Linked DNA regions of Homo sapiens: region 1 is linked to region 2. Evidence: read pairs that join two places in POLR2A ChIA-PET (ENCODE). Cell type or tissue: MCF 10A. All regions are shown on one strand. Each heading gives the region's core, and the rest is flanking DNA. Links, peaks and the distances in the headings are about the cores only.

The links. Peaks named below come from ENCODE experiments on the same cell type or tissue, not always from the same donor. Only the 100,000 strongest peaks of a DNase experiment are listed, where the experiment ranks them.
Region 1: POLR2A ChIA-PET joins it to region 2 with 6 read pairs; 1 of 35 experiments calls an interaction of 5 or more read pairs at or near these places.

Annotation. Positions count from the first base shown.
Region 1 is chr7:41,108,891-41,124,686 of GRCh38, forward strand. It overlaps LINC01449 (long intergenic non-protein coding RNA 1449), which reads left to right. Exons shown (of 6, transcript NR_110832.1): 3 at 3,554-3,673; 4 at 10,077-10,393. LOC105375241 (a long non-coding RNA gene) reads right to left here. Exons shown (of 4, transcript XR_927190.1): 3 at 6,045-6,219; 4 at 1-884. Among named protein-coding and RNA genes, the nearest start is that of LINC01449, 15 kb to the left of the region's middle. In MCF 10A, for the core only: no CTCF peak of the experiment used is centred there; a DNase peak (open chromatin) is centred at 8,091.
Region 2 is chr7:41,057,627-41,073,422 of GRCh38, forward strand. No RefSeq gene overlaps it. Among named protein-coding and RNA genes, the nearest start is that of LINC01449, 36 kb to the right of the region's middle. RefSeq lists enhancers at 1,533-2,384, 7,716-8,915. In MCF 10A, for the core only: no CTCF peak of the experiment used is centred there; a DNase peak (open chromatin) is centred at 8,255.

The DNA.
Region 1 (15,796 bases), core at 4,324-12,323, 51 kb after region 2:
GACTCTCACATTTCAAATATATTTGAACACACAATAATTTCCCTGCCCTAATACCTACTAATGTCCTCAAAGAATCAATGCTCTACAATGCACTTTGAGGAATGCTGTGATACTGTAATATGACAGTTTTTGCAGGGCAGACCAAAATGTTCTCTTCTTTGATGATGTCAATGCTGAAAATATTTTTGCCATTCATGTTTTGCCATTGCTTTAAAATACTATGTGAGGCTCTTTAGAATGTTGTAAATGATGGTCAAACTTTGTTCTTTGAGGTGATTTGGTTTTTAGAAACTACCTTTACCCAAATGTATGTCTATTGAAATTAGGCAAGTGACTGATTAAGCCAAGCCATACAAGTCAACAGCAAAATATATCTGTCTGACTGAAAAAAATAAGCTTTTGAGGTCTTTCTCACTTCATAACTGGATAATTACACCAACTTTTGGTCTGGATTCCCCATCTCTGCCTTTTCCCTGCCTTATGCTATAACACTGGACCAACCTTTCTAAATTCAACGATACCGGGTCACTTTCCTTAATCAGAGCCTTGGGGGTCCCTGGGATGAGTCTTTCCTGCATTGCCCCATTTTAAAGATTTCCAAGAATCCCCATGCATGCAACCTTATTTTCTTCCACTCTCCTAATCCATGACATTTTCAAACTCGCGTTCTTAGTGTCTTGAAATTTCCTGGGACCTCCTTGTCTTGTGCCAATTGCCTGAGATATTCAACTTTCTTCCTTTGACCAATGTATAATTACTTAAGACCCCACTTATTCTTTATCTTTTCTTATAGCATTATTAAGTATGCACATATTCATCAACGTGATTGTTCTCTAGATGTCTTCAAGATTTCTAGGCTATATTTCAGTCTGAAGAAAGAGGACCTATAGAAAAATGACATAAAATATAAGAAATCATTATAATTCTGGAATATATGATATACTCTGGAATACCTGAGATGGTCTCAGATATGTGTCACATTTTCTCATGTAACATAATTTAGCAAAGAATTATTTACTCCCATAACATAGGACAATTACTTCATATTGCTGACTCTCAACAGCATTTTAAGGTATTCGATGCCAAAGAGTCACATCTTTCAGTTTTTCTGACTTCTTCTTGCATGTGACACATGTGCAATCTTCTCAAATCTTTTCTAGTATGAGGAAGAGTAAAAAATAAATTTTAACTACTTTATAAAAATGTATTGATTATTTTATATGTCAGAGTTTCAGTGGAAACAAGATAGTTAGGCAGTTTCTGCTTAGGTTAATGTTTTGTCAATTTCTCCATTCCTCCATTCTATCCTACAATCAAACCATTCCTTCTGGTCTAGGTGCCATTCATTTGGGAGAGACAAAGAGTGTCTTGTGTAATTCAGGAATCCACTAATATGGTACTTTCCAAAAAAAAAAATGATACATGAGGATGACCTAAAGAAGTAAGAATGCATAGCCCCAATCCCTGTCTGTTTCCACACCTGGCCATAGCCCTTCTATATATTCACCATATTGCTCTGAGGGTGTGAGCCATGACTCCTCTCTGGAAAACTCAGCATTACGTAATGTGTGGTTAAGCCCCTGAGAAACACTGTAGATATAGTATTAGACCAATAATGTGAGGAAGATGAGGTATGAGTGCTTTATGATAAACTGCAACACTGAGGATCATTAAATGCCATTTCTGACCCCTACTCTGTCTACATTTCATTGTTACCTTGGTAGCAAATTGGCTTTAATTATTATTACAAAATTCTGGTAGACTGGCATATCATCATAATGGCAAACTCTAGGTTCTGCCCAATTGCCTTACCATTTAAAAACATTTCAAATTTGCAGTACACTGGTCTGATAATTTATTTCCATGAATACCCCATTTCCCGCTGAAGAGCGGAAGTTATAGAATTTGAGTAACTTCACTGGGACAAAAGAAACTCTGGAGCCCATGGCACACCAAAACCTGCAGGTGTGCTAATGCTAGAAATGAGCAAAACATTTATGAATAAATTCAGCACTTTGGTCCTACTGTATATGACCTGACAATGACTAATACTTATTATTATTATTTATTATTATTAGGATGTTTATATGATCCTAGTATGCTGCAGTGACGTATAAGATCTTCATTGTGGAAAATGTTTTCCCCAGATGATCGTCCAGGTTTCAGAGGCATGGACACAGAGCTGGAAGTGAGGGACAGAGGTCATCTCCTGGGCGAGTTACCGATCTGTATAGTGATGATTGGCAGAATATTAGAGTGCAAAGGCACAGTGATAGATACCCTGCTGAAAAGTACACATCACAGCCATTCTTTTAGACTTGTAGAAATTTGGAGATGTCTATGTGACTTAAAGTGTCACCTGATTTTAACCCTTTCATCATTAAATCCATTGATGTAAAAAATGTAACATGAGAAAAATTAAATCCTGTGTATTTTTTCTTGGAGAGAGGATTGTTACAGTTAGGGTTTCCACATAATTTACCTTCCAAATCAGGCCAATTTAAAAAAATTGCACATCATAATTGTGCATACTTACGGGGTACACAGTGGTGTTCTGATACACATAATGTATAGATCAGATTATCATCTCAAACATTTTTTTTTTGTTTTGGGAACATTCAATATCCTCCTTCTAGCTCTTTGAAATGATATAATATACTATTGTTAACTATTCATCTTACAGTGTCATCACATGCTAGATCTTATTCCTCCTATCTAGCTATAATTTTGTATCCTTCAACAAATCTCTTTCTATGACCTCCTTCCCCCTCTCTTTCCCAGCCTGTAGTATCTTCGGTTCTACTTTTTACTTTTATAAAAGATCCAGTTTTAAGAGAGAAAGGGACCACAGCTAATACTTAATGCTGGAACAACAGATATAAATCTGGGATACTAAATTGTACTATACAGTACTAAATTGGGGTTTAGAATGTATCCTGAAAAGTTAAAATGCAGATGGTACTTAAAAGAAAGCAAGGGATATAAAAAAAGATGCAAAAATTAAATAACAAATAGATCATTAAAAAGTGCATATCAGTCTCAGATATTTAAAATTACTCCCTTCCTTGAACTCAATAGTCAAATACTCAAAAACATTTCTCGTTGAAAAATGATCTTGAGAAGGACAGCCCCAGGAGAAGTGTTTGGTGTGCACGAATTCTAAGCTCCAGTGTTTCTCACGAATGGGGTAGAGGAAGACCCTGGCTTTGACTCCCACAGGACCTTCTTTCCTCCCCATTGGCGATTAGTCACTCCATGTTTAAAACTGAAACGTTCATTTTAAATACTACAAAAATGTGGCACAGAGCGCAGGCAAGGCATCTGTTCCAGCAAAATGTTATGTTTTGATCATTTTCAGAAATGATTTTTCTGTTTTTAAAGAAAGTGTGTGGACATGGGGATGAGTCAGTCAATCTGAGGGGTACTGTATGCTGGGTTATTTTGAAAGCTGCAAAATTTAAAAATACATGGAAAGAAAATAATTTTCCTTAAATATTATTTCAATTTTATTCTTTGACTTAGTATTTTTTTTTCTTTTTTAATCTTTCCATAGCATCAGATTCCTTGCCAGAGGAAAAAAATGCCATCCTTGAAGGCAGCTATAGAATCATCATCATATGGAATTCTAGATACAGGCCTACAAAAATGTTTATACTTGTATTCAAAGATCTAGGTAATCTTTATTGGAAAAAGTGGCATATCTTATGCAAAGGTGATGTACTTAGATATATAACTGCACTTTTTAAAAAAACAGTTCCTGATTACTCAAATATTACCAAAAATCTATCTATTCCCTGAATAGAACTTCTACCACTTAATATTAGATCTACTACTCAAGTGCAATTGTACAAAAATTGTATCATAACCTCAATATTTTCAATCCTAATACATACGCCCTTTCATTTTCTGAAATGAAATGCATTTAGTTTACTAACATTGGTTCATAGCCCCCGCCCTGCCCAAATGTAGGCTGTTCTCCAAAATCAGAATATTTGGAAGTCTTAATGTAGGACACAATAAAACAAAATTTCAGTAAGATTTCTCTTACTTTTTTTTTTTTTTTCTCTGTAGTCTTGCAGTATTCCTTTTCCATAGACCCTCAAAAGTAAGCTGAGCCAGCCACTCTGTTTCTGGGCATACTCATGTAGTTTGGTCTCACTTTGCTAGCTCAAATCCCCACTGAGGAAGAAACCCTCAAGTTCTAGTAGAGAAAAAACACCAGCTTGCTGTGTTTTCCAAAGCAGATCACCTTATATATGTCCATTTCTTTATCTGGAGAAATGGGAAGACGTGACAGTTATCTACCTCCAATCATAGATTGCTGAATTCTGAGACGTTAGAAATTACTTGTGTTTGTAAAGCATGTACCAGTTAGAGTTTAAAATTCCACCATATTGGTTGAACCAGATCAGAACAGCCACCTAACCAACTATTTTTATCTTGATCTGTTCATTTTGGCCATCTAAAGCAGCACAATCAATTGGACCAACCATTCTGAGATACAAATTGGCTGGTAAGAAAGCCAAAACACCAGATTGGCTGCTTTTTTTAATTGGTGTTTTTCACGATATGAAAATATTGGGTGAAAATGGAAAAACTGAGTCAAAGATCCAGATGTTTGATCTTCCTGTTGCCAAATAGCCACACATTTTGTAGCATTCATATTTGCAACTGAATTTCTCAGCTTTCACCAGAAAGCCTGTCATCATATAGATATAGCCTTAGAAGATCTGTAAACACAAAACTGATATGGTCCCAAGAAAAAAGAATCTCTTTTACCCAAGATAACAGTTGCTTGTGTATCTGCTGTTTTTTCCTTACTAGGCAGTTTCCTGAAAAGTAAGGGACAAGGGCTATTGTTCAAAATCCTGTAGTGTTCCCATCTTTATCTAGGCCTAAATCTGCCTAGAAAGGAGCATACCTATGTAAGCTGATTAACAGCCACAAGAAGAGCTTCTCTCCTGAATTGATCCAATTAGTAATTCAGATGTAGATACAAAAGCATCACTGCATCATTGCCAGGGGCATGACACAGCCCAGGTCTTTTCAATTGACTTGTCTTGTTAAACACTGACCAGGACTTCTGTTAGACATTGGAATGGGTGCATCAAGCTGTTCTATATATTCTAAATCCAGTCTGCTAACAACACTTACATAGTTCAAATGAGCTTAGCAAAAATGAATACTATTACCCTTAAGCATGTGTGGTGGGGGCAGGGGGATAAAGTTACGAGTTAAATGTATTGTCATTTTGCCTATTTTTGATGGCTGACATTTGTTTGCATTGCTTCTTCTGCACCCAGGCACATATTAATTCAAAGCCACAACCACAGTATGTATTATCTGTAATTTTTCTTTTCTCCTCCTTGGATTCACTCCTCTTGAAATATCACATTTTAATTATGTGCATAGCAATGACTTCATTGCTTCTTAACTCAGCAGCAGCCAACTCATTTTCCCCCGATGGTATGATGACCTGTCCTGTGGGAGAAATCCATCTGTTTATATTCTTTAAGCTGTATCTACACAAGGAACAGGTTTTGTATGTTTTGAAACCATCTTTCCTCATTTCACTACTTATTGCTTGCCTAGAAAGGAGAAAGCAAGGAACCAAGAGGAAATCATCACATTCAGTAAGCATTTCTAGCAAAACTAATAAAGTAAGCACATTTGCATAAAGAACATGGCCTAAAAATTAGCAAAGGCCATGGATTCCACCCAAGGTAAGTATTTTATCTCAGTGTCAAATACATGTATAAACCAATTAGCATAGGACTTCGTATACAGAGTAATAAATAATACCTATATTTTTCATTGGGATTATATATGAAAGGACCAAAAGATGAAATATTTGACCCTTGGTAATGTGTGAATGTTAATGAAAACTCTTTCTGCAGACCCGATTGTCTATCTGATGCTAATAATAGGTTTATAAAGGAAAGTGATTTTACCTGTCTGGCATGAATTCCTGGCTTGACAGTAAACATTGTTTGAAATGTACTTAATAGAGTGCCTTCAAAAGAAATTTTGTACTGTCAACTTACTTTTACAAGTAATTGGAGAAGATTGTTATCACCTGTCACAGGAAATCTTTAAATGAGAAGGGTTTATTCCAGGAAGAATGCAGTGTTCATCTGTAGAACGTTTTGCTCACCCATATAGTTTCTGGGTTCCACCATGGTCTTCACTGATGATGGCCCATTGTGAATTGTGGAAATTCTGTACAATGAGATAATGTCTCAGATTTGGATCCAGAGAAAACTCTAAGAGCAATCCTGGGACAGAGCTGGTAAAAGATTGGAAAAGTGCCCGTCTCAGTCTGTAGGGAAGGCACATCTTCACAGGAAAGAATGAATATAATTCTTCTGCACACTCACTCATCAAAGAACTAGGTAGAGACCCATGAGGATACAAAGCATTGTTTAATCTAAGCAATGTCAAATTTAGTCAATCCCCGGCAGCCCATAACGATAGCCAAGCATAGCCTCATTCAGACATAAACAGGCTCAATTTTAGAACTAATACAAATTTAGATAAGCAGGATATTCTTAGGTTCCTCACAAACAGTTAGAAATGGAAGATAGTTTATTACTGTCCTATCCCTGAGCTTGGAGGTGGACAGGGGGCTGGGTATCCGTGAGAGTGTGCTACTTCAGCTTTACTTCCTAATCCCACTGTGATGCAGACTGTATGGCTGGCCCTTCTGCTCAGCCATCATTTTTTTCTTACTGATTCCTTCACATAACTGAATTAGGGATCTGAAAAGTTTCTCTAATTCTGAGAGATCCAGGCTCATCTATGAACCCTAGGCATATTACATTTCACCATTATTTGGAAAAAAGAAAGAAAAGCATAGTAAATATACGAAGAGCTAAGAGGACAGAAGAATCATTTTGGGCTAGAACATTCAGAAAAATGCTCCCAGAGGGAAAATAATATGTATTGGGTTTTGAAGGATAGATAAAAGCTGATAATAAAGACATTCTAAGAAAGCAAATGATGAAAGAGAAGAGAAATCTGATTTGCAGGGAATAACTAGGAAGAAAATACTAGTGCTCAGGAAGTTGATTTTGTTTCATCTCTACTTCCTCAGTGAGGAGCAACACCTAGACACTCTTACTATTTTCTCCAGCAACCTTATGAGACCAATATTTATTTATTTATTTATTTATTTATTTTATCAGAAGAGAGGACATTATGTTCATGATTGCTTCTTTTCAGGTAACGGTTTTAGACTTATGTCAATTACATTCCCCGAATCCTGGTGAAGCATGTTTCATTATCCTTAAACATTGTGCCAATTATCGAGCTGTTGTCTTTCAGTTTCAAATTCACCCTTCTGCTATCAGCTTTGGGAAAGTGAGCCTGGGATTCTGAAAACCACTTTTCTGCCTGGTCGGAGGGTACCATATTAGACTCTGCCAGTGCAAGGACTGGGGGAGACTGTAGAGCTGGAGCAGGGAGAAGGACTTGCTCGTTCCTGTCTGATTCTTGCTCCAATGCTTCTTCACTCTAGCAGTGAGGTTGCCTTTCTGGAGCAGCAGCTGAATCTAGCTAGCAGTTTTTCCAACTCAGAATCAGGCTTACGAAATTCTTCTCAGAGACACCAGCAATACACTGGGCCTTCTTGTAGGCCTGGATTCCCACACCACAGAGCTACCTCTCCAAGCTTCTAAGGGTTGAAAGTTCCAGCTTCTTTCCTTAATTCCCCAGCCCTATGGGTGGTGGCTCTTTCTTGCGGTTGTGCCCTCCATGATACCTTAGAATCCTCCTTTCACTCTCTCAGTTCTTCTATACATAATTAACAGTTCTTTATATGAAATTCTCTCCATTAAAATAACCTGAGTGATTTCAGTTTCCTAACTGGACCCTGACTGAATCACAGATGAAGAACCTAAAACTTAAATAGATTATTTAGTTAATTAACTTTTTTAAGTTTCCACAACTAACTTGTAATGCTGGTGGTCTAGATTTGAACTACAGCTCTTCTGACTAATGTCTTACTCTTTTAGCCCTCACTATAATTAGCCTCCAGCTAGACACCTGCAGAGACACAGCATTTTTTTCCAACTATTGCAACCCACTTGAATTAGTCAAGACTTTTATGGTTTTAGGTGGTAGAAATCCAAACAGAGCTAGGTTAGCACAAAGGAAGAATTTCTTGACTCACATAACTATATGTTGGGAAACGAAAGGGTAGGAGGGGGATTCTGCTGAATGTATGGCCAGGCCTTAGCCCTGTACCTGGGACAGAGGAGTCTCTCTTCCCTACCCTCAGCCTCCACTACAATATACACACATGCCCACATCTCTCCTTCCTGTTTCATTTTTTCAGATTGCAGGAAACCCACCTGCTGGGTTATATGTTCCAATTTCACCACCAGAGAGACCAAAGACTTGTTTTTTCTCCCTCTGATCCCAAGCTCAAAAATCCCAGGAAAGGGATCTGCTGGTACATTTTGGATCAGGAGTTCATACCTGTTCCAATCACTGATGAATGGTTGTAGGGAAAGGCTAGAGGGTGACACCAATGCCTTTCCAGTTTGGAATAGGTATCTTTTCCCAGTGACCATAAATAGTAGTCAAGGGGAAGGATTTATAAACCAAGAGAAGCTCCCACGTAAACCCCAAAGTTAAAATAGAGGAAGGATTTCCCAGCAGAAGCTTGTATGCTAGTCTAGGCAAGCAAAACAATAGATGTCTAATATCTTACTCTTGCTATAAACTTTGCATTCTTACTCTGCATGCCTACGGTACAATAATAAATCACATCTATGTTTTGTAGAAACAAGCTATAGATCATTGCTAATTAAATGCATGGGTTGTTTTGGTAAGTGACTAGTCCTGCAAATACTGGATTTTGAAATGTCTTCCTTTTCTTTTTATAATGTTGCTATGAAGTCTTTCATAATAGTTTAAATGTGTTAATGAATCAATATATAGTCATAAGCCTCAAACACTAAAGATCTTTCAGTCAGTATTACTGGGGCCAACTCTGACATTCATAGGATGACAAGAATTTATTTTAAAATAAATTAACACCCTTTGGGAGGCCGAGGCTGGTGGATCACGAGGTCAGGAGTTCGAGACCAGTCTGGCCAACATAGTGAAACCCTGTCTTTACTAAAAATACAAAAAATTAGCTGGGTGTGGTGGTGTGGGCCTGTAATCCCAGCTACTTAGGAGGCTGAGGCAGGAGAATCACTTGAACCCCGGAGACGGAGGTTGCAGTGAGCCGAGATCGTGCCGTTGCACTCCAGCCCAGGCGACAATGTGAGACTCATCTCAAAAAAATAAACAAATGATAAATAAATTAATTAACAAATACTAAGCACCGTGTCTTAGGTGCTGGTTTTGGAGTTTTACATTTTATTAGCACCACAATGACCCTGTGAAGTGAGCATGATTGTTCCCTCTTTTCAGAGGAGGAAATTAAGGCTTGGTGAGAGTAAATCACTTACCCAAATTGATGAAATTAGTAGGCAGTCAATGCAGGGGATTATAATGTAGATCTAAAGGATTTAAAGCCACATTTTATGTGCACTACATCAGGTTTTCCTCACTGAGCTCTGTGGAGTGCAGTTTTTGGCAGAGACACCTCAGGGGCCACTACGAGCTCCAGTCAGCTGGACTTGGGCATCTGACTTCACCTTGCCCCCATCTCTGCATCAGAGAGCAGCTCTGCCTTCATACTGTGTTAGTTCAGGGCTTCTTTTGAGGCTGTCTTTAAAATAAACTAAACCATGGTAACTTTATACTAGCAGCATCTCTGCCCTCCACTCACTAGATGCCAGCAGCACTCCCTTCTCTAGTGGCAGCAATAAAAAATGTCGCTTTGGCTGAGTGCAGTAGCTCATGCCTGTAATCCCAGCGATTTGGGAGGCTGGGGCCAGGAGTTTAAGACCACCCTGTGTAACGTGGCCAAGACCCCTATCTCTACAAAAAAAAAGTTTCCAGATGTGGGATTGGTAAATGTCCCCTGGATGGTAAAGTAAAATCGTGCCCCAGTTGAGAACTATTGTTTTTAAAAAATCCATCTCTTTTTTGTCTGTTTTTGTTTTTGTTTTTGTTTATAGAGGAAAAAGGTTTAATCGACTCACAGTTCAGCCTGGCTGGGGAGGCCCCAGGAAACTTACAATTATGGCAAAAGGTGAAGGAGGCCCGAGGAAACTTACAGTTGTGGCAAAAGGTGAAGCAAACATCCTTCTTCACATGGTGGCAGAAAGGAGAAGAATGAGCAAAATGGGGAAGAGCCCCTTATAAAATCATCAGATCTCGTGAGAACTCACTCACTATCATGAGAACAACATGGAGGTAACTGCCCCTGTGATTCAATGACCTCCCACCGGGTCCCTTCCACAACATGTAGGAATTACGGGAACTACAATTCAAGGTGAGATTTGGGTGGGGACACAGCCAAACCATATCACTATCTTTTATGATATTTTATATGCAACTTAGTGTATTGCCTACTTTCATAATTATTTATTTATTTTTAATTTTTAAATTTTTTAAAATTTGTCCATAAGTTATTGGAGTACAGGTGGTATTTGGTTACATGAGTAAGTTCTTTAGTGGTGATTTGTGAGATTTTGATGCACCCATTCCCTGAGCAGTATAAACTGCACCATATTTGTAGTCTTTTATCCCTCGCCCCCTCCCACTCTTCCCCCAAAGTCCCAAAAGTCCATTGTGTCATTCTTATGCCTTTGTGTCCTCATAGTGCACCTCCCACATATCAGTGAGGACATACGATGTTTGGTTTTCCATTCCTGAGTTACTTCACTTAGAATATTAGTCTCTAATCTCATCCAGGTCACTGAAAATGCTGTTAATTTATTCCTTTTTATGGCTGTGTAGTATTCCATTGTATATGTGTACTAAAGTTTCTTTATTCACTTGTTGATTGATGGGCATTTTGGTTGGTTCCACGATTTTGCAATTGTGAATTGTGGTAAATATGCGTGTGCAAGTATCTTTTTTGAAGAATGACTTCTTTTCCTCTGGGTAGATACCCAGTAGTGGGATTGTTGGATCAAATAGTAGTTCTACTTTTAGTTCTTTAAGGAATCTCCACACTGTTTTCCATAGTGGCTGTACTAGTTTACATTCCCACCAGCACTGTAAAAGTGTTCCCTGTTCACCACGTCCACACAAACATCTACTTTTTTTTGATATTTTGATTATGGTCAATCTTGCAGGAGTAAGGTGGCATTGTATTGTGGTTTTGATTTACATTTCCCTGATCATTAGTGATGTTGAGTATTTTTTCATATATTTGTTGGCCATTTGTATATCTTCTTTTGAGAATTGTCTATTCATGTCCTTAGCCCACTTTTGGTTGGGATTGTTTGTTCTTTTCTTACTGATTTCTTTGAGTTCATTGTAGATTCTGGATATTAGTATTTTGTCAGATGTATAGATTGTGAAGATTTTCTCCCACTCTGTGTGTTGTCTGTTTACCCTGCTGACTGTTCCCTTTGCCATGCAAAAGTTCTTTAGTTTAATTAGGTCCCAGCTATTTATCCTTGTTTTTATTGCATTTGCTTTTTGGTTCTTGGTCATGAAATCCTTGCCTAAGCCAATGTCTAGAAGGGTTTTTCCAATGTTAACTTCTAGAATTTTTATAGTTTCACATCTTAGGTTTAAGTCTTTAATCTGCCTTGAGTTCAAGTTTGTATAAGGAGAGAGCTGAGGATCCAGTTTCATTCTCCTACATGTGGCCAGCCAGTTATGTTTTTTTTTTTTTTTTCTTTTGAGATGGAGTCTGGCTCTGTCACCCAGGCTGGAGTGTAGTGGTGCGATCTCGGCCCACTGCAACCTCCGCATCCCGGGTTCAAGTGATTCTCCCACCTCAGCCTCCAGAGTAGCCAGGATTACAGCCACACGTCACCACGCCCAGCTAATTTTTTGTATTTTTTTGTAGAGATGGGGTTTCACCATGTTGGCCAGGCTGGTCTCGAACTCCTGATCTCAAGTGATCCACCTGCCTCAGCCTCCCAAAGTGCTGGGATTACGGGCGTGAGCCACTGTGCCCAGTTCTCTTCTAATACAAAGATACTCTTAATGGATTTTAATGATTTTTTTAAAAAATGGGTTTTAAAAAAATGGAACCAGGGCATCATAATGTGTTATATTTATAAACACCTGAGTTCAAAATGATATTGAACTGTTGTTTTTATTGAAATCTTTACCCAGGTCATCACATTTTGAAAGCTTTAAAATGCTACAGCCAAACGCTGAACGATTATCTTAAGTATTAAGAAATTTGCTTCTAATTTGTGGCTTTTGATGTTGTTCTTCATTAATACTCAGGCTTGTTGAGAGAAGCAGAGCATCTTAGCACCAGAAGGAATGTCAAGAGGTTATTGGCTGCACCACTATGCCTACCTGCAAATCAACATCTGGACCATTCCTAGATCAGTGTTTAAGAGCAGGGAATCATGGGCACTGGCTGTATCTAATTATTGCCAGATAATATCACCTAAAATGAAAGTTCCTTAATGTTTGCCTGACACATCATTGGCAATCTCATTCAGCAAGCTACTTCATTTATTTAGCTTGGCATAATTCTCAAGCACACACAAGAATTATCTCCTGATCAAAGCTAGGCATCATATGGGCTTTATTGAGGCTGTTTTATGGTTAAGCTGGGAAACCCTTTCACTCACCTGTAAAATTTGTAAGACAAATTATTTTGATCATACAAATTGAAGAAAATTGGACCTCAATGGCTCATTTTTATGTTTTAGAGAGCTTTCAAAAATTATTTTATAAGGGTAATTTTTATTCTGCCTATAAGTTCTCTTTGTCTGACTTCCCAGTTAGGGTATGATGATCTTTTATTTAGTTATGTGTCATTGATAGGTGACTCAGTTTTTCTTTGGGAGATGCCATTCTCACCCATCTCCTCCGTAACTAGCAACAGGATGGCATATTAAGGGATTTGCTTCTGATTCCACTGGAAACACAAATTATCTGTGTATTAGCAAAGCAACACGTATAAAGGATTTCCTAAGGATAGTTAGTCTATTTCCCTAGAGATCCTTAAATTGTGAGGCCCAAGGGTTTTAAAAGGGTTATGAACACCAAAAATAAAAAATGTATGCAAAAATGTGTGTTAAATTTAGGGAGGTAAGGAAGCTGGAGAGATTTTCAGATATCTTAGTCCAAAAATATTGCCCTTTTAAACAAAGTCAGGGGAACTGAGAATTATATAATCTGTAGCAGTCTCCTCTGTAGAATTGGTTTGACTGATTGTGCTTTGTTGATATGTCATAAATCCTGAAGGCATGCCTTAGGATACTAACAGCTGTTTCTCCCATAGAGATGTTTGTGGAGAGTGTTTTCTGTTGCATTATGCAGTTTATTCTTCATGAGTAAACCTTGGGGAAAAAAATTCTCTTTTAGTGTAAGTGTGAAGAATAGCTATGCATCCACTGACCAATTATTTGGTGTTTATATTATGGGCAAAAGAAATTGTGTGACTACCCACATTTCTCTCCTCATCTTGGCTGTGGGAAAGCCTAATGCTCAATTTGTGGCCCAGTTTTAGCAACTGTACAGGACTCCTTGGTATGCTTGATTGGATCAGACACATTCTTGGTTCCATTTTCTGTCCCTGGGGCTGTTTTTCTTTATTCTTTTTTTCCTCAAAATCCTAATATTTATATTACTGTGCTGTTTATAACTGTTTATGAGATCCAAACCTGTTTTGAAACAGGATAGATTGTAAATACACTCTTTTTAAATAGTAACAAATAACTAAAATGAAAAAGAACAAAGCCAAATGATTAATGGCATTCTGTGGCTGGGGAAGATGCTGATGATAAAAAGGACGTTCACATACGAATAGGAATTCTTCCAATAGAGAAAGTAGAAGAGGAAGCATTGCTGCAGGAGGATTGCAGCAACAATGGCATTAGATAAGCCTGAGGAGTTCAAAAGGAGAGCAGCAGCCCTTGTTTGCATGGATTGAGACTGGAGAGAGTAGGAGGAACATCATGGTTTGCAAGCTAAATTAGACTCAGGTTGTGAAATGCCTCGTTTACTGTGCTATGGGTGTGGCTTTATCTCGTAGACAATGGAAAATGACCAAGTAATTTAAGTCACAAAAGTGGTGTGATCAGAATGTACCCCAGGAAGATAACTCTAGTGACCCTGAGGAGGAGGAAATGGAACTAATGGAGAGAATGAAGGCATGAAGACCTGTTTGGGTCATTTATAGCCTGCTTGTTTGTTTGTTTGTTTGTTTGTTTCCCCATCTCAGAGCCAACTTCAATAAAAACCAGACCAAGTTATGTAGGAATAGCCTCTTTGCCTCCAGAAAATGAGGTCTAAAAAAAAAAAAATCTTGGTGTCCTGATCCTGGAGTCCTGGACTCCTGGGAACCTAAAAGTCTAGTTGCCCTGCCTACCTTCATCCCACATGACCCACTTGTTCCAGGAATCTCGCTCAGGTTCTAGGTGTCCATCCATTCAATCTCTTCATTCCAGTCTTTGGTACCCATGTCATTGCTTCAGCCCATCGGCTAAGAACCACAGCTCTCCTGCTTACTCCTGTCAGTTTCCTTTGATCTGGGCATAGACCTTGAACCAGTATTCTCACATCTTAACTTGAATCCCCTTCCCTAGTTTACAGAATCACCAGGTGCTGAGAATAGCTGCTGCCTGGAAATCTGGTTGCCACGCCCAACTTTTCCTACACCCATTATCCACTGATTATTGATTTTGCTAAGGGTATCCTAAGTTTGGTATACCTTTTTGGACTTGGTTTTGGTGCAACAGTAGCGGCTGGAAGAGTACCCCTGCTATTTTTATCAGTTTCTTTTCTGCCCTTACCTCTCTTAATCTTGTGATCATAGCCTATGTCCTTCTCCTGCAGGGAACTCCAAAAATGCAGTGAACCAGAGGCCAGACTGTTTACTGATGATAAGGAAGCTATTGGTATATAGTCGTGTCCCATATAATGAAATTTTGGTCAATGGACCACATATACGATGGTGGTCCCATAAGATTATAATGGAGTTGAAAAATTTCTATCACCTCGTGATGTCATAACCCATTGTAACATCGTAGCACAACACATTATTCATGTGATGATGCTGGTATGAACAAACCTACTGCACTGCCAATTGTATAAAAATCTAGCACATTCAATTATGTACAGTACATAATACTGGAGGACGATAATAAATGACAGTGTTACTGGTTTATGTATTTACTACACTTTTAACCATTATTTTGGAGTGTACTCCTACTTATTAAAAAAAGTTAACCATAAAACAGTCTCAGGAAGATCCTTTAGGTGGGTTAGGGTTAGGGTTACGGCATTTTTTTGTCACAGGAGATGAGAACTCCATGTGTGTTAGCAACCCTGAAGACCTCCCAGTGGGACAAGATGTGAAGGTTAAAGACAGTGATATTGGTGATCCTGACCCTGTGTGGACCTAAGCTACTGTGTGTGCTTGTGTCTTAGTTTTTAACAAAAAAGTTAAACATGTTAAAATATAAAATAAAATATTTAAAAATAGAAAAAAGCTTATAGAATAAGGATATGCAGAAAGAAAATATTTTGTACAGCTGTACAATGTGCTGATGTTTTAAACTACCATAAAAGAGTCAAAAAATAAAAAAATTAAAAATTCATAAAGTTAAAACGTTGCAGTACATAAGGTTAACTTATTATTGAAGACAGTTTTCAATATAAATTTAGTGTAGCTTAAGTGCACAGTGTTTATAGTCTGCAGTAATGTACAGTAATGCCCTAGACCTACACATTCACTCTCCACTCAGTC
Region 2 (15,796 bases), core at 4,285-12,284:
ATGGGGGCAGTTACCCCCATACTTATTTTCTGATGATAGTGAGTGAGTTCTCATGAGATCTGATGGTTTTATAGGGGGCTTCCCCCAACTACTTACCCTGCACTTGTCTTTCCTGCTGCCATGTGAAGAAGGACCTGTTTGCTTTCCCTTCTGCCATGATTGTAAGTTTCCTGAGGCCTCCCCAGCCCTGTGGAACTGTGAGTCAATTAAACCTCTTTCCTTTATAAATTACCCAGTATCGGGTATTTCTTCATAGCAGCATGAGAACAGACTAATACAGTTACTTTTGTTGACTCCTGGTGTGGTATATATGTATGTATGTATATGTATGTCTATATATATATACTCTCTCACTGCTCTGGGAATAACAATTATTGTTCTTGGGTTGGGCTTTATTTTGGATATCTTTCTAAAATCCTGAGTGAAAGGAATCTCAGAATTGGCTGCTGATTTCTCCACATTACAAAGCTGAAGTTCTCCCTTAATTTACTTTTCTTTTTCTATTCCTTTCCTGATGATTTTTTCTTGTTCTTATCCTTATCATAGCACGTGCTTTAGTGGTTTCTCTTGTGCCTGTCAGTTTAGGGCTCCAGCCCTTTCCCAAAGGTCCCACATTTAGGTTTTAGGGTCATCAGGGGGTTTCCAAGTGATCTCACAGTCAGTTCTCTTTAAGCTTCAACCACCAAGACCCTTCCTCTCTTGCTCAATCTGTCAGTGTCACCTCTGTCACCACCTCTCACACTTAACAGGACCCAAATTCACTCTTGAGGTGCTGGCACCCAGGTGTGCTAGAGCTTAGCTCTTTGGTGAGTCCTCCATGTGCCAGAGCTGCTCAGGGTCCTTTACAGGAATTAGAAACATTGTCCTCATGGTGCTTTTGAGTAATGCTAAGATAGAGGAGGAAAAGCTAAACTTTTACCTCAAATTATTTAGAGAATTTAGCAGATCCCACTGCCATCCCTGCCTCTCCAGAACTGGGCAAAACATGATACTCTGAGTGCTGCCACATCCACTGTCCCCATCTGAGGCCATAAGCCACGGCAGTCCCTCGGGCACAAATCAAAATGGGTCACACCATGGGATCCCGTGAGCTGGTCTCACCTGTGGACCAAGGGTGGGGATCGGGGCCAAAGACAGTCCTCTGGATAGAGGTCAGCCAATGGGCAGATTGGGGGAAAGCTCTCATCAACAGGGCACTGATAGGGATTAACTTAACCAGGAAACCCTTCCTTGTGGAGTTTGAACCCAAAATACGCAGTCACTAGATTACTTGATCACAGAGACAGGGAGGAGGCACAGCACCAATATGGCAGGGCCCTGGGGAAGAGAAAATCACAGGCTCTTGACCTGGGGAAAATGAGGCGTTTCGATCAGCAAGGTCTGGGTTTTGCCGTAGATAGCATTTAAGTCCAAGTAAAGAATGATCCCTTCATTTTGTCTCCTTTCAAGCAGCAGCCCTCAAATAAGGTGGACAGCCTATGTCTATTCCTTGTGACCCAAAAGAGTCTAATGATTTGGCTCTTGCCCCCTCCCCTACTCTCCTGCTGGAGCAAGGAGGGATTACTATGTTGCCAACTGGGCTGCTCCTGGAAAAGAGAGCTGCTTTTTCCCCTTAATCCTTTTGATACCAACAATTAGAGTTCAGAGGAAAATAACAGCCTCAAACATAACTAATGCAGTGCTAGTCCCAGCCAAGGTGCCGTCCCTACCCTCTCTATGTGGCAAAACTCCCCACTGGAGGAACCAAGGAATCAGGAACTTTGGGCTTAGGTAATGACTGCAGAATTGGGCCCAAGCTGAGTCAGCCACAGCCCTTGGCATATCCCCAAGTGAAAGAAACAGCAGGTTGAGGGTTACTTAAGATATGAACTCTTTAAACCCTCTCCCATTGGGAATGCTGACAAGCCAGATAAAGTGCCTCCCTTCCTTTGTCCCTCCTCATCTCAGCAAATGACAAAGTGCAGGTTGTTGCCTCCAGGTGAGCACAGCTCTGAGGAAACAAGGAAAGCAAACAAATACTGCTGTGTGGCTGAGTGGTTCCCAGGCTCCATTTCAAAGGCAGTCCCTTATGGCTTTGTTTGCTCCTGTTTTTCCCAGCATAGGTGTTTGATATCACACAGACCCATTCTGAATTTCCAAGAAGAGGAGTATTTAGTTTACAGTGGGTAGCCGAGAGTATCCTAGTTTGAAAAAGGGAATAAGTTATCTGTCCACCAGGTATATTTAAAAGCCCCTGATTGTGCTGGTATCAAGGTGCTGATGGGACATGAGAAAGTTCAATTCGGGTATCTGAGAAAAGCACCTATGGCAATGGCTTTTCTGAGACAACTCACTGGCATTATTCACCCTTGGTTGAAGGTCAGCATTCTCACTGGAACCTCACTCCCGGTTCCCAGCTTCAGGTGTGGCAGGAGAAGGTTAGGACATCAGGTGATTGCTTACACAGGTACACTTGGAAAAGACTCAATACACTTCAGAGAAAATAGTAAGTGTGGGATTCCTCTAACACCCCATGTATCATCAGCGATGTGTTGAAACTCTCACAACTATTCCCCATTTTTCCTCTGACACAGACATGACTAAATTGTCAGGAGAATTTCTATTCTGCTTCCCTTTACTCTAGCCCAGAGAGATACCAAAATGCGCAAGCCTCGGCCATCATCAAGGAACTGAGAAAATGTGTCTTCAACCATGAGGAGGAAAATTCAAAGGAGTTCCGAACACATACAAATACATGTAAAGGGACAGAGATGAAAGGAATGGAGCCATCGGAGCGGGAGTACAGGGGGAGAGGGAGCAGCACCTATGCCCAAGCCCCGACTGGGCAGCCTGGGCCAGCCCTCAGGATGAGAGCAAGGTTCTCAATGCCCTTCCTCACCTCCCTCCTCAATGATGTTCTTCATCCTCACCATCCCATCACCTCCAGAGACTAGTGTGTTTGTGGCACCCTTCTTCCCAGTCAAGCCTGCTCTCAGAAATCATCCTTGGGAAGGTAAGAACAATAGATGGGGCATAGTATATCTTTCAACAATGCCTTGAGTATTTGCATTTTCACAGAGGAAGTATTGAAGATGGTACCTCAGTTCGAGGTTTTCAAAAAGGACTTATAGGTAAATAAATCACACAGACAATGGCACCTGCCTAAAGATTAGTGTAATATAAGTGCTTTGTCCCTGGAACACAAGGCGATATTGTTAGCAAAAACTTTTATTGAAAAATATCTCATCAATTAGAAAACATGATAAAGCCTTCCTCTGTCCACCCATGTTCCCTCACTTCCAATTCCATGCCACATGCAGGAAATGGCTTGGGCAGTATGCCCGCAGGCTAGGGTCAGCCGTGTGCTAGCAGCTGGACTCAGCACATCTAACACGTACATTATTCTAAACTTCAGGGCATTTTGAGGCATGACTGACAATGGCAACAGGGGTGTGGATTGCCTTCACGTGCACTGGGCTTGCATTTGAGTGCCAGGCTGTAGCTGTGTGTCAAGCATGGGAAATTCCTTACCTACTCTTGCTATCAATAAATGATTCGTACAGCTCACAGAGGAATCCATTTCTAATCACATGGTCAGCCATCAGAGCAGCTTGGACGCTTGCTTCTGCCCTGGGCGGGTCCAGGTCAGATTCTCCTGAAGTAAAACACAGCCAGGGTAAAGAGAGGAGACCACCTGGGAAGTGGGCGTAGCCACAGAGCTGGCACCACACTCCCCCTGCATCCGTGGCCTGTGTGTCCCTCTGCGGTGCCAGGGATGCTGAGGGGAGTCTGTGGAGCAAATGTCCACAGTGTGACTGGGTGCCATGCACCCTTTTGGGGGCTTCATGTGGATAGTTTTCATAATCCCCATTCACAGATGATGAAACCAAAGGGTAGAAAGGCTGAAGTATTTGCTTGTCTTTGCATCCGCACATACTAACTGACACCCCAACAGGGTTCTTCTCATGGTACCAGGTATTGTGAGAGGCTTGAAAGTACAAGAATGGCTCCTGATTTTAACGTTAAATATTTTTAATTTTTTCCCTTAGATATTTTCTGTTTTCTTTCTTTCTTTCTTTCTCTCTCTCTTTCTTTCTTCCTTCCTTCCTTCCTTGCTTTCTTTCTCTTTCTTTCCCTTCTTTCTTTCTTTCTTTCCTTCCTTCTTTCTCTTTCTTTCTCTCTTTCTTTCCCTTCTTTCTTTCTTTCTTTCTCTTCTTTCTTTCTTTCTTTCTTTCTTTCTTTCTTTCTTTCTTTCTTTCTTTCTCTCTCTCTCTCTCTCTTTCTTTCTTTCTTTCCTTTCTCTCTTCTTTCTGTCTTTTTTTTTTTTTTTTGAGACAGTCTCGCTCTGTTGTCTGGGCTGAAGTTTTGGCTCCTACAACCTCCACCTCTCAGGTTCAAGTGATTCTCCTGCCTCAGCCTCCCGAGTAGCTGAGATTAAAGGCCTGCACCACTACACCAGGCTAATTTTTTTTTTTTTTTTTTTTTTTTGAGACGGAGCCTCACTCTGTTGCCCAGGCTGGAGTGCAGCGGCTCGATCTCGGCTTACTTCAAGCTCTGCCTCCCAGGTTCACGCCACTCTCCTGCCTCAGCCTCCCAAATAGCTGGGACTACAGGTGCCCGCCACCATGCCCGGCTAATTTTTTTGTATTTTTAGTAGAGACGGGGTTTCACTGTGTTAGCCAGGATGGCCTCGATCTCCTGACCTCGTGATCTGCCCGCCTCGGCCTCCCAAAGTGCTGGGATTACAGGCGTGAGCCACCGCGCCCGGCTGCACCGGGCTAATTTTTGTATTTTTCATAGAGATGGGGTTTCACCATGTTGGCCTGGATAGTCTTGAACTCGTGACCTCAGGTGACCCGCCCACCTCAGCCTCCCAAAGAGCTGGGATTAGAGGTATAAGCCACCAGGCCCGGCCCCCTTAGATGTTTTCTAAGCATGGTTACCAAGAAACCCACAGAAAAAGAATATTTTCCCCCACCCCTTCATGTAGTTAAGGTGACAAGATTGATCCACATAAACAGTACATGCACAACTGAGCTTGGTGGTCCTATTTGAAAACGTGCCTCTGAAAAATACTTTGTATAAAATGTGAGGGTTAACTTTAAATAAAATATAAAACATTAAAACTACAACTATCCATATGCTTAATAAATTGCATTTATTGAAAGGAAAATGCATGCAATTTTTTAAAAATCACATACTTATATATATTCAGTGTATACTTTGATTAAGAAAATTAAAAATCATGGCAGTTTTCAGTTGTATTAATAGGAGACCATCTAAAATGACTAACTACGAATTTGCCTTTCAGTTTTCTTTCTGATGTTTCTTTAAAAAGACAAACTAAAATAAACTAAAATGAAAATAACCTATAATTACATTACCTATATTTTATAAATAATATTCTTTTTCATGCTCTAAAATTTATAAATTTTAAAATGTGTTAGAAAATACCTCTATGATTTTGTAAATTAAATGGATGTATTATAATTTATTTATTCAGTTGGATCAAGTTTTGCCATTTTACGTAAGTCTGCTCTGAACAATCTTGCCCTTATTGGCTGTTTATCTCCGATTGTATCCTCAAGAGACATCCTAAAACAGAATCACTGGGTGGAAAAGTATGAAATGTTTAAGGTTCTTGATGCTTATGACCTAATTGCCTTCTAGAAACGTTTAAACAATTTTTTTTCCCATTAACAGATTGCAACAGTGCCTGTTTCCTGTATTAACCATTGCAATTTTTTCCTTGCCCTGAGAATTGCCAAACCATGTCCTTTCATAGGACTTTGTTAGTAAATAAGTATTTTTCATATCGAATTGGAAAAAAAAGTTTTGCATATTAAGAATATTCATCTCCTGACATTTGTTGTAATTCTTTCTTGCAGTTTGTTGTTTATTTTTCTGTTTTCCTAAGAAACCTAATGTATAGCTGAAGTAACCTACTAATAATTTCTTGTGTAATAACTTCCTCTATTTTCTCTTCTTTTTGCTTTTTCTACTGCTTTTTAGAAAGTTTGTATCACAATATCAGTTAATATTAAATATTTAATAAATAAAAACTAACTTCATTTCCTGCCAAACCATCAATTTAGTAAACCACTTATTGAACAACTCCACTGATGCGTTGATCAATTTTTATGCCTGTGATATACTACTTGTATTATTATTGCACTAAAATATATTTTAATATCTTTTAGAGTATGCCTTAGCTGTTCAGCATTTTCTTCCATAAACTTCAGAACCACTTGTTAAAGTTCCAAGAACAACATAAGAAAAATAGCTGTCAGGAATTTGTGCAACTATCAAATCTATAAATTGTTGATCTATCTACCTACCTATCTAGTTTTTTGGCTATTTTTAATTAGAAGGCCTCTAGTGTTTTATTACCAAGGGTGACATTTAGAATAGATGTTTCTGATCATGATAAGGACATAGCTATCTATTTCTACTTAAGTCTTTTGTTTCTTTTAAAAAAATCACATATGGTGTTGGAGTCTATCCAATGCATTTTCAACATCTATTGGGATGATCATATGGTTTTCTCATTACTCTCTTATACGGACTCTCACTCTAGTTAAATTAATCTGTCTGCTCATTTAAAAATTTTATCATTTTGTATAAGTCACTTTGTTTTTACTTGATGCTCTTCTGTACTAGTCAGGATTTCTAGGTGCAAGTGACAGAAAACCAAAGTGCAATGAGCTTAAACAGACAAGGAAAGGTCAGTGATTACTTAACTGAAAAGCCCAACCACAGGGCAGATCCAGGAACCCAAAGGATGCCGTCAGGACTCAGTTTTGCCCTGTAGTTCCTGACACTTCACATTTTTTCATCCTCATGGATGCAAGTCCAGAGGGAATCAACCTTTTCCCCCTCTTTTTTATTTTTTGCCGATAGCTCTGACGTAAGTCTTTGACAAAGAATTGATCATCTGCTCAGTCTTGTACCAATCACTGTGGCCAGAAGCCAGGTAAGCTGATTGACTGACAATGACTGACAACTAGGATACTTGTCCACACTGAGCCTGAGAGCAGACTACACTGAGGATGGGGGAAGGCTTTTCCACGGAAAAATCCAGGCGGTTTTACCAAAAGAGCAAGGATGGGTTCCAGGTAGACAGACAAATTAGGCATCCACCACACACCCTTAATAGCTCAAAACCTCCCAGGATTGAAGAGCTGAAGTAATTGGTTTTCTTACTACCACATTGCTTCTCCACACTCTCCAATCTTGGGCTTTCACCCCCTTTCACTGTGGTAGTAATTCTCCACCATTACTATGAAATGAAGGGTCCTAAAACCTATCAGCTCTTTCTGTTTTTAGCCTGAGTTGCTTCCCTGGCTCAGGGCTGGCTTGGCATTTCTCTTCCTAGAAGACTTCCACTGTGACTGGATCATTAGATCCTTGGTGTTCTGTTGTTCACAACACAGGCTGTGTAGTACGGCATGGTCTCTCTGTCTTCCTCACTGTGTGTTGCTTCCATGGAGAAGAACCTATGTTTTCCTCAGGGTGAGGATCCAATTACTGATCTCAATACAGGCAAAATGGGCCTAGGAAAAGAAAGAAGTTACACTGTTTCCCAAGCTTTATGAAATCATTTGCATTGTGGGTCCTGATTCATGATTCTGACTTTCTTGTTGAGATGGTAAGTTGCATCTCTCCCTTTGGTAATACCCCAAAGGGAACTAGAAGTGAAAGAAATGTCTCACAGCTCAAAATGCTAAGCGCTTTTACATTAGTAAGAGCCTCTCTCCAAGGACATTCACCTCAAAAGGTCTCTACCTCACTCAATCATTACCTGTTTAGGGTATTTCAGAGGATAAAAAGGGAGACCTACCCAAGGCTGAATGGAAACCACTTTTGACCACCTGTAAGACATGAAAACGTCAATTAGATGTAAATATGTTGCAACTTCCTACCTCATAGAAGTGTTGCAAAAATTAGAAATCAAGATTTATAAACCTAATAGCCTTTTTTGATAGATAGATAATAGATAGATAGATAGATGATAGATAGATGATAGATAGAGAGATAGATAGAGAGATAGATAATGTCTGACACACCTAGGAGCATATTAAAAGTTAAAACTGCCCTTTGAAAGAAATGGGATTGTAATTGACAGCTATGTTGACCCATGAAGGGTTCACCAGTGTAATGGCAGTAAGGAGAATGCTGCTTTGTGTGGCTTTAGGGAGAGTCCAGGCCAGCTGCTCAGAAGCAGTTTAATGCCTTCAGGCTGTGGGTGGGGAAGGCGGGAGGAAAGGGTTGTTGGAGTAACCCAGGTAAATTTGCCAAGGTTCCCAGCAGGGTTTGCCAGCTCAGGCTGAGACTGCCTCAATCCGGTGCTTTCAAACCAATGCTGAGCGGCACGATTCCTTCCTTGTTTGTCTTGCACTGAAACCAGGAGAGGGATTTGGTAGCTCTCACCAGCTAGGAAACTAGTATAAACATTCTTTACTTACTTGGTTTCTCCTCTCTCTTTCATCTTTTGTCTCTGCTTTCTTTTTCCTGAAGCCTTATTATACCTCATCAAATCACCACACCCACCAGGATGAATTTAGGGTTGTAGGCAAAACACAGTTACCATGTTGGGCCCTGCGAAGGTTCACTACTGGTGTCTCCTACTGTAAAAGGCACAGTGGTGGAAAATGAGCATCACCTGATACCAAGCTCCACCTGCAGAAAAGAACAACCTGAGTTGATGCCACACTGTTGTGAACTTGCTTATCTTGCTGTGTCTTGCAACCAGAGTATGTATATTTCTCTCCTGTTGATGGGAAAATGCAATGTCATTCTTTTCCATGAGTCAAAAATCTTTGGACATTTGGCCTACGATGTTGAGCACTTTAAAAGATAGTTAGAGCTTATATTATTACCCAGTCGTCCAATCTAATTATTATTTATTTTTTTAATCACACGTTCAAACCAATAGACATCATAATTGTTATTGCACTCTCTGGGGTAAGGAATGCTAAGGGAATATGGCCTAAGGACAATGTTAGCCCAAGCCATCTTAACTCTGCAACTGTTGGGCTTTTGTCCACCATCATTCCTCTGTCTATCCTCACTGAAAATTGTGAGTTCAGTGTGTGTAGATCCTTGGATCCCATCTGACATAACACCCTGCGCTACTCTTTCCCATCTCACTTTCTATAATATGAGAATATCAAGATAACAACCATGCCAAGGCTTCTCTAATACCTGAAATGTATTTGGCTACTAGATGCCCTCAGATGCTTTGAGGTATTCGGTGTCATTGGCACAAGAAATTTGAACTGATATGGAAATGGGCCATGGATTTCCTGTTCTTTACTTATGAAAATTCCTAAACACAGATGTTATGATACAGAGTATTAAAATCACCTATTGCCCTGAATGACAGTGTTTGATTAAAAGGACATTGAAGTTGGTCATCTTGAATCTATAACATTTAGGAAATCAATCAATCAGTCAATAAGGGGTAGGAGCCAAATACCATTCTCATTGATAACCCTGCCCTTGCATTATTCCAAGAAGTGAACACAGAAGGGATTCTTTACCTGTAAGGGGTGGTCCCCTAGGAAATCATAAAATAATCTCAAAAATGTGGTTTGGACAAAAACATATTCAGTAATACAATATCATTTTATATTGGAAAAGTATCAGTTGAGCAACACAAATTTAAGAAAGTAAACTTGGTCAAAGTTATCTGACCTAGTAGTGGTATCCAGAAGGTACAGGGATTCTCAGCCTGTGGCCTGGTAGAGTCCCAGTGAAGGGGATGTTTATACGAGAGACACACTGAGCCAGGAAGACAAAGTGAGAGACAGAGGGAGAAGAGTATGTATGGATTTTAAAAGATGCTAAAAAGGTAGAAACTTCTGTTTTCTTCTTTGAGTTGTTAACCTTTCTGGAACTGACAATGATAAAGTCCATGTGTTGAGATATGTCTCTGGGAAAGGACATGTATCTACTGCTTGTGTATCGGTATGTATTCCCTACAGGCATAAGTGGCTTATTTTACCATGACAGTGTTGCAGGGCAAATTACTGTTCTAGGATTATTTACACACAGTGGTTTGAACCTGATGGTTTCTTTTTCTTGTTTGGGTGATGGACCCTTGGATATCAAATTTCCTCTGTCTGTACTGCTGTCCCGTGAAACTACTTGATTCTAGTGAACAGGAACACAGAGCTTGGCAGTCCTTGATGAAGCATATTTATGAGTTAAGCCCAAATGAATCCAAAACATATGGATTAAATTTCCCTTGAAATATCTAAATTAAAGGTGGAAAGCACTGTGAAGAATGCACTGGGGACCTGCTTGCTGCTCCTCAGGCCAGTTTTAAAGTTTGAGCTATTTTCTCCCACTCAAAAGAGCTTCAGGTTTGCCCATGCTGTACAGTACTTGAAGGTCCCACCCTGGCTTTTTCATGGCAACTGCTATTTTGGGGCAGGCAGACCTTGATATCCCAACAGCGACCCCACCTAAGTCCAGAGGGTCATGCCTCAGGCTGAAAAGGCAATGTTTTATTGAGTGATGCAGCTTAATGTCTCTTCTGGGTCCCTGCCTCATCCAAACCTTAAACACAATTAATGGTAAATGTACAGGAATGAAAGAAGCCAGGAAGCCCTCCAAAAAGCATTTACAGGCACAACAAGAATGACATGGACTCTTTCTCCCACAAGCCAAAGTCACAGTGAATGTAGCTTAGTACTTTAAAAAAAAAAAAAAAGGATAAATAAAACAAAAGCTATCCAGTCATTGGAGTTCCTTCATTTACAGATAAATGAAATTATTGTAACTTCCCAAATAATTATACGATACTGAACTTTATCCCATAATCTTGACTTATTTTTTGCATTTGCCATCCTGAATTGTAATAGTTATAACTTCAAATAAAGGTGCCTTAAATATCTAATAAAATTTTATCCTCTCTCTGCTTTATACATACAAGGTGTATTTCATCCAATGGTTTGATCTCAAACCATTATTAATATGATTATGGTTACTTTTTAAATTGCCACAACTTTTACACATAATCTATTGGACTGCCTAGGCTCGACAGAAAATTATTCTTGTATATTTTCTTATAATTACAATAATTGGCCTAGTTTGTCTTTTTTCCCTTACAAGATTGCAATAATTTTCCCTCTGTTCTTTTGCCTCCACCAGAATATTCCAGTGAAGTTCAGGTCTGTCTACAAATGAGTTGAATTTAGAAATTGATATCGGTAATTTGCTCTATAGATGACCAAACAAAGAGATTGATTATATTTTCACTGGAAACAGTTTAATTTTCCTTAGATTAATGCCTTCTTTATTGAGGCCAGTGGGACTTCAGAATTCAATGTTCTCAAAATTTGACCACGTGCACATTTGTCATAATTTCAGGTTGCAATGGTGTCTTTGGAATCAAGTAAAACTATTGATAAAAACTTTTCTTGGGCACCAAAAATGCTCTTTCTTGTTAATTCTTTGTCCATCGGATTGCAACTGTCCAGAGGCAAGTGACTATAATTTTAAGAGACCTGAAGGTAAATAGATTTCTCCCACTTACCTAAGGAAATGAGATGAAAATGCTTGCACTTAGTGACATTTTTAAATCCATTACAAAATACATTACATTTTATTCCTTTATTATTAGTATTCATCACAAAGAAATGTCCTCACCAAAATAAACCTGTGCCAAGTAAGTTCCAGTTTTTAGACATTATAAAGTTGTCATTGTTTTACTGTTTTTCAAAATATTAACTCTAATCTTGACTCTCAAAATCTTTGTGGATCTACATACGTGAATTTGGAGAAGTGAATTTTTAATAAACATATTGTGGAGAAAATAAATTTAGAAAATTTAGATCTAATGGCATGTTTTGTGGCCAAAACTATCTGATATCATTCGCATCAACAAATGAGCAAGGTAATAGCTCACTGTTCCCTTTATGTAATCATTACCTTTCTGTCTAGATTTTATCCTGGCCAACCTTGTATAGGGGAAAAATTATGAAAACATTGGAACAGATGACGCCCTTGTGATGTATTCTCAATGACCCTCAAGTAATAGTTCAGACTTTGGTTTAGAACAAAGCAATACCTCTCCTGAGTCTATGAACTTCCCCAGAGAGGCTGAGTGTTTTAATAAGAAGAGGTCGTCCCAAATAGAGACGCAAAATGTCTGATGACTGTTTTAGGGTGTATCTGCTCTGTGCAGATATTTCCTCCATCCTGTCATCATCCTCTGGACTCTCTGGGCCAGACCTCCCTGTGCCTTGACCCCCTGGCTCTCCCACAGGCTTTAAATCTGGCTCTCTAACTGGAGGGAGCAGTGGGAATCTCCATTAAGTATATTAAAGACTTGACATCTGGCTTTTCTTCCATGCTTCTTGAATCTGGTGATTCGAAGCCAACTTTTAGTGACAACCCATTCTCAGAGAACTGATATTTCACTGTTTCTCCTTGTCACACACTGAGCCTTAATTTTTTAGAAAGAAGAGGCAAGATAGAAGTCAATTATTATTATCATTATTATTGTTATTTTTAGACAGAGTTTTTCGCTCTTTGTTACCCAGGCTGGAGTGCAGTGGCGCCACATCAGCTCACTGCAACATTTGCCTCCCGGGTTCAAGCGATTCTCCTGCCTCAGCCTCCCATGCAGCTGGGATTACAGGTGCCTGCAGCCATGCCTGGCTAATTTTTGTATTTTTAGCAGAAATGGGGTTTCACCATGTTGGCCAGGCTGGCTCGAACTCCTGACCTTAGGTGATCCGCCTGCCTTGGCCTCCCAAAGTGTTGGGATTACAGGAAGTCGATTATTTTCAAACAACAAAAGGGCTACTTTCCTGTTCATTTGTACATGTAAAAGTGATTCTGAAGACCAGTGAAGGCTGCATTTATACATCCTGCCTTTGTTCCAGGTGCACAGCATGCATACATGTATTTGTTATTTTTTTTGCACTGATACTACAAAACATCCTTATTTTGATCACATTTTGAATGACTCATTTTGTTTAAAGCAATAAATTTCATGAACAAAATCAACTCTATCAAATGAAGAACAGTAATATGTAGTAAAACAATAGACTAAAGGGTTTTTTGTTTCTTTCAATTTTTACACCTTCTTCTTAAAAGTGTACTATGACCCAAATAGCCATATGTGATTCATGTGTGGACTTTCATGACATTATACACATAGCAGAACAAGTATGTATGGTTCAAACATTGACAGAAAATACAAAGTTTCTATCCTGGCCAGTTTGGCTGTCTTTGTAAAGATTCAGCAAGTTTCTTAAAACAGACGGATGAAGTCAATTGCCCAAGTTCTGTGTCAGTAAAGTTAACTAATGTTGAGCTGTTTTTAGTCTCTCATATCCTTCAGACAGAACCTAATGAACAAATCCAATCAAACACAGTAGCCTTAAGTCTGAATCACTGTGGCCAGATAGACAAGCAGTAAGTAATTCATTATTGAGAGTAATTGCAGTAAACAAGGATGGAGGGTTCTTGACTCCTCTGAGAAGCATTATAGAATAATAAAAAGAATTTAGAGAGATGTGGATTAAAAGTCTGTCTGTATGCCTTATTAGCTCTGTTGAAACTGCCTTTGCAAAAATTATAACAGTGAGAAAATTATGACAGTGAAAGAGATCTGACCTAACCAACTCCATCTTGCCTTTAATCTCCAAACTGCCCTTGGTCATTCCAAGGTCATTCCAAGTCTTAAGGGTAGGCCAAGCTAACTTTGGGAGAAATTTAATTTATAGTTTAAATGATAATGGCCCTTCCCTTCCCCAAACTAAATCACTTTTGTAAAACTAATGAAAGGCCATCAGGTTAGGAGGATGGGGGGGCCTGAATTCTGCTAAGATGATAGGCATAGTTAGATGATTACCAGCCATTATTCCAGCAGTGACAAGATTTGTAACTTCCCCAATACTCCAGTAAATAACCTAATATTGGCCTTTTGAGATGCCCTTTCAGGCCTTTGCATTTCTGATGACTGGATGGCCACACAGGGACCAGCTACTCCTCTGTGGCCCCCACCTAGAAACAGACTCTGCACCCAAGGACCATTTTCCACACCCCTATGACTGCATCCTCCAGCCTATTGGCAGCACTCATTCTTTAGTCCCCTGTCAGCCAAACTATCCTTGAAAAACCCTAGCCTCTGAATTTTCAGGGAGGCTGATTTGAGTAATAATAAAACTCCAGTTACCTGTGTAGCCAGCTCTTAAACTCTTCTCAATTGCAATTTTTCTATATTGAAAAATTGGCTCTATCTGAGCAGTGATTGAGAAAAAACCCACTGGACAGTTACACTGTGATCTGCAGTAAGTTCTACTACTTCTCTAAGCCTCTGTGTCCATACTTCTCAAATGGGGATCAGGATATCTCCTTTCAAAGTTGCCATCATTATAAAATGAGACAAGATGTATAAAGAGATTGACCCAAAGGAGGCCCCAATACATGTTGATTAAACTTCTCAGCATTGATGGACTAATTTCAAATGCTTCTACCAATATGAGGTACAGAGCTCAAGGAAAGATACAAGATGCTGTTGTCACAGAATGTGTTTGATCTTCTCAATTTCACTAGGTACCCAAGATTATTTAGGGCCATGTTTGTAGGTCTTGTCTGCTTTGATAGAGCCAGGAACTAACATCTCTAGGTTTTCAGCTCCTCACAGAACTCAAAACCTTGCTAAAGAGAACTGGAATGGGAAGAATTCATTGCAAATGTTTAAACATATCTTGTAAATACATAATTGTACTCTTAACAGATAAATATGTTTGACCTAAATATGTGTACTTCAAGGTAGAGTAGTAGGTACAAATTGGTAGCTTTTCCTAATGTCTAAAATGCAATCCCTAAAATAATATACAGTCAATGAACTATTGTTTTCCCCGTAGAATAATTCCAATTCAAACTGAGCTTCACAGTCCCTTGAAAGGCTTTTGTGAACTTAAAGTAGTCAGAATGCATTTAACCTGAAGTCCCTTTACTTCTTCGACTTAAATCAGCCCTATTTGGAGTAAATGAAGAATGGTAGGAAAAACAGTCACCCAATTCTATATTACACACCCAGTAATATTATAAATATCATATCTTCATTTTTCTTTGACCAGTATCATCTGAAAAGGTGGCGGGGCGGGGGGGGGGGCTGTAGGAGATTTCAGGAAATGTGGTAGAGAGAAAAAGGATTGCATAGTATCTATTTCCTAAAATCAAACAAACTCAAAGTAAGTAGACATCAGCAAAGATGCACACACAAACATCTTGCAGAAAAAAAGGCGCAACTTTAAGGTCATAAACTAAAAAGTAATGAATGAGGGGAGGGAAAGACAGAGAATTAATTTTGAGAATTGGTGTGACTCTTCAACCTGACCTTCAGAATCAATCTTGGGAAAAAAGTGGAAAAATCTAGACCAAAACTCCATTAATACCCCCTAACTGAGGGACACTTAGACAGAGGAAGTATGTATAGGTTCTTGGGCAGGAGATGGGAGGAAAAGAAAATCTCTGAAAATTGGAAGCCCCTCTTCAATACTGCAAAGCCTCACCTGAGGTCAAACAAATGAAAAACTGGGCAAGACTTCCACCTGGAAAATTGGAGTCACCTTAGTTTCTCCACCAATAAATAGGTAAACTCCACCAATAAACACAGGCACTTAGCTGAATGGAAGACAGGAGAAAATAACCCAAAAATCCGGGAGTGTATTCTGAGGCCCTGGTAGAAAAGGCACACAGAGCAGCCCAGTTAAACAAAGAGCTGCACCGGTTTCTTCTAAATGAGAAGTTGGGGCCCTCAACCATGGGATTTACTGATCTTTGCCCTACA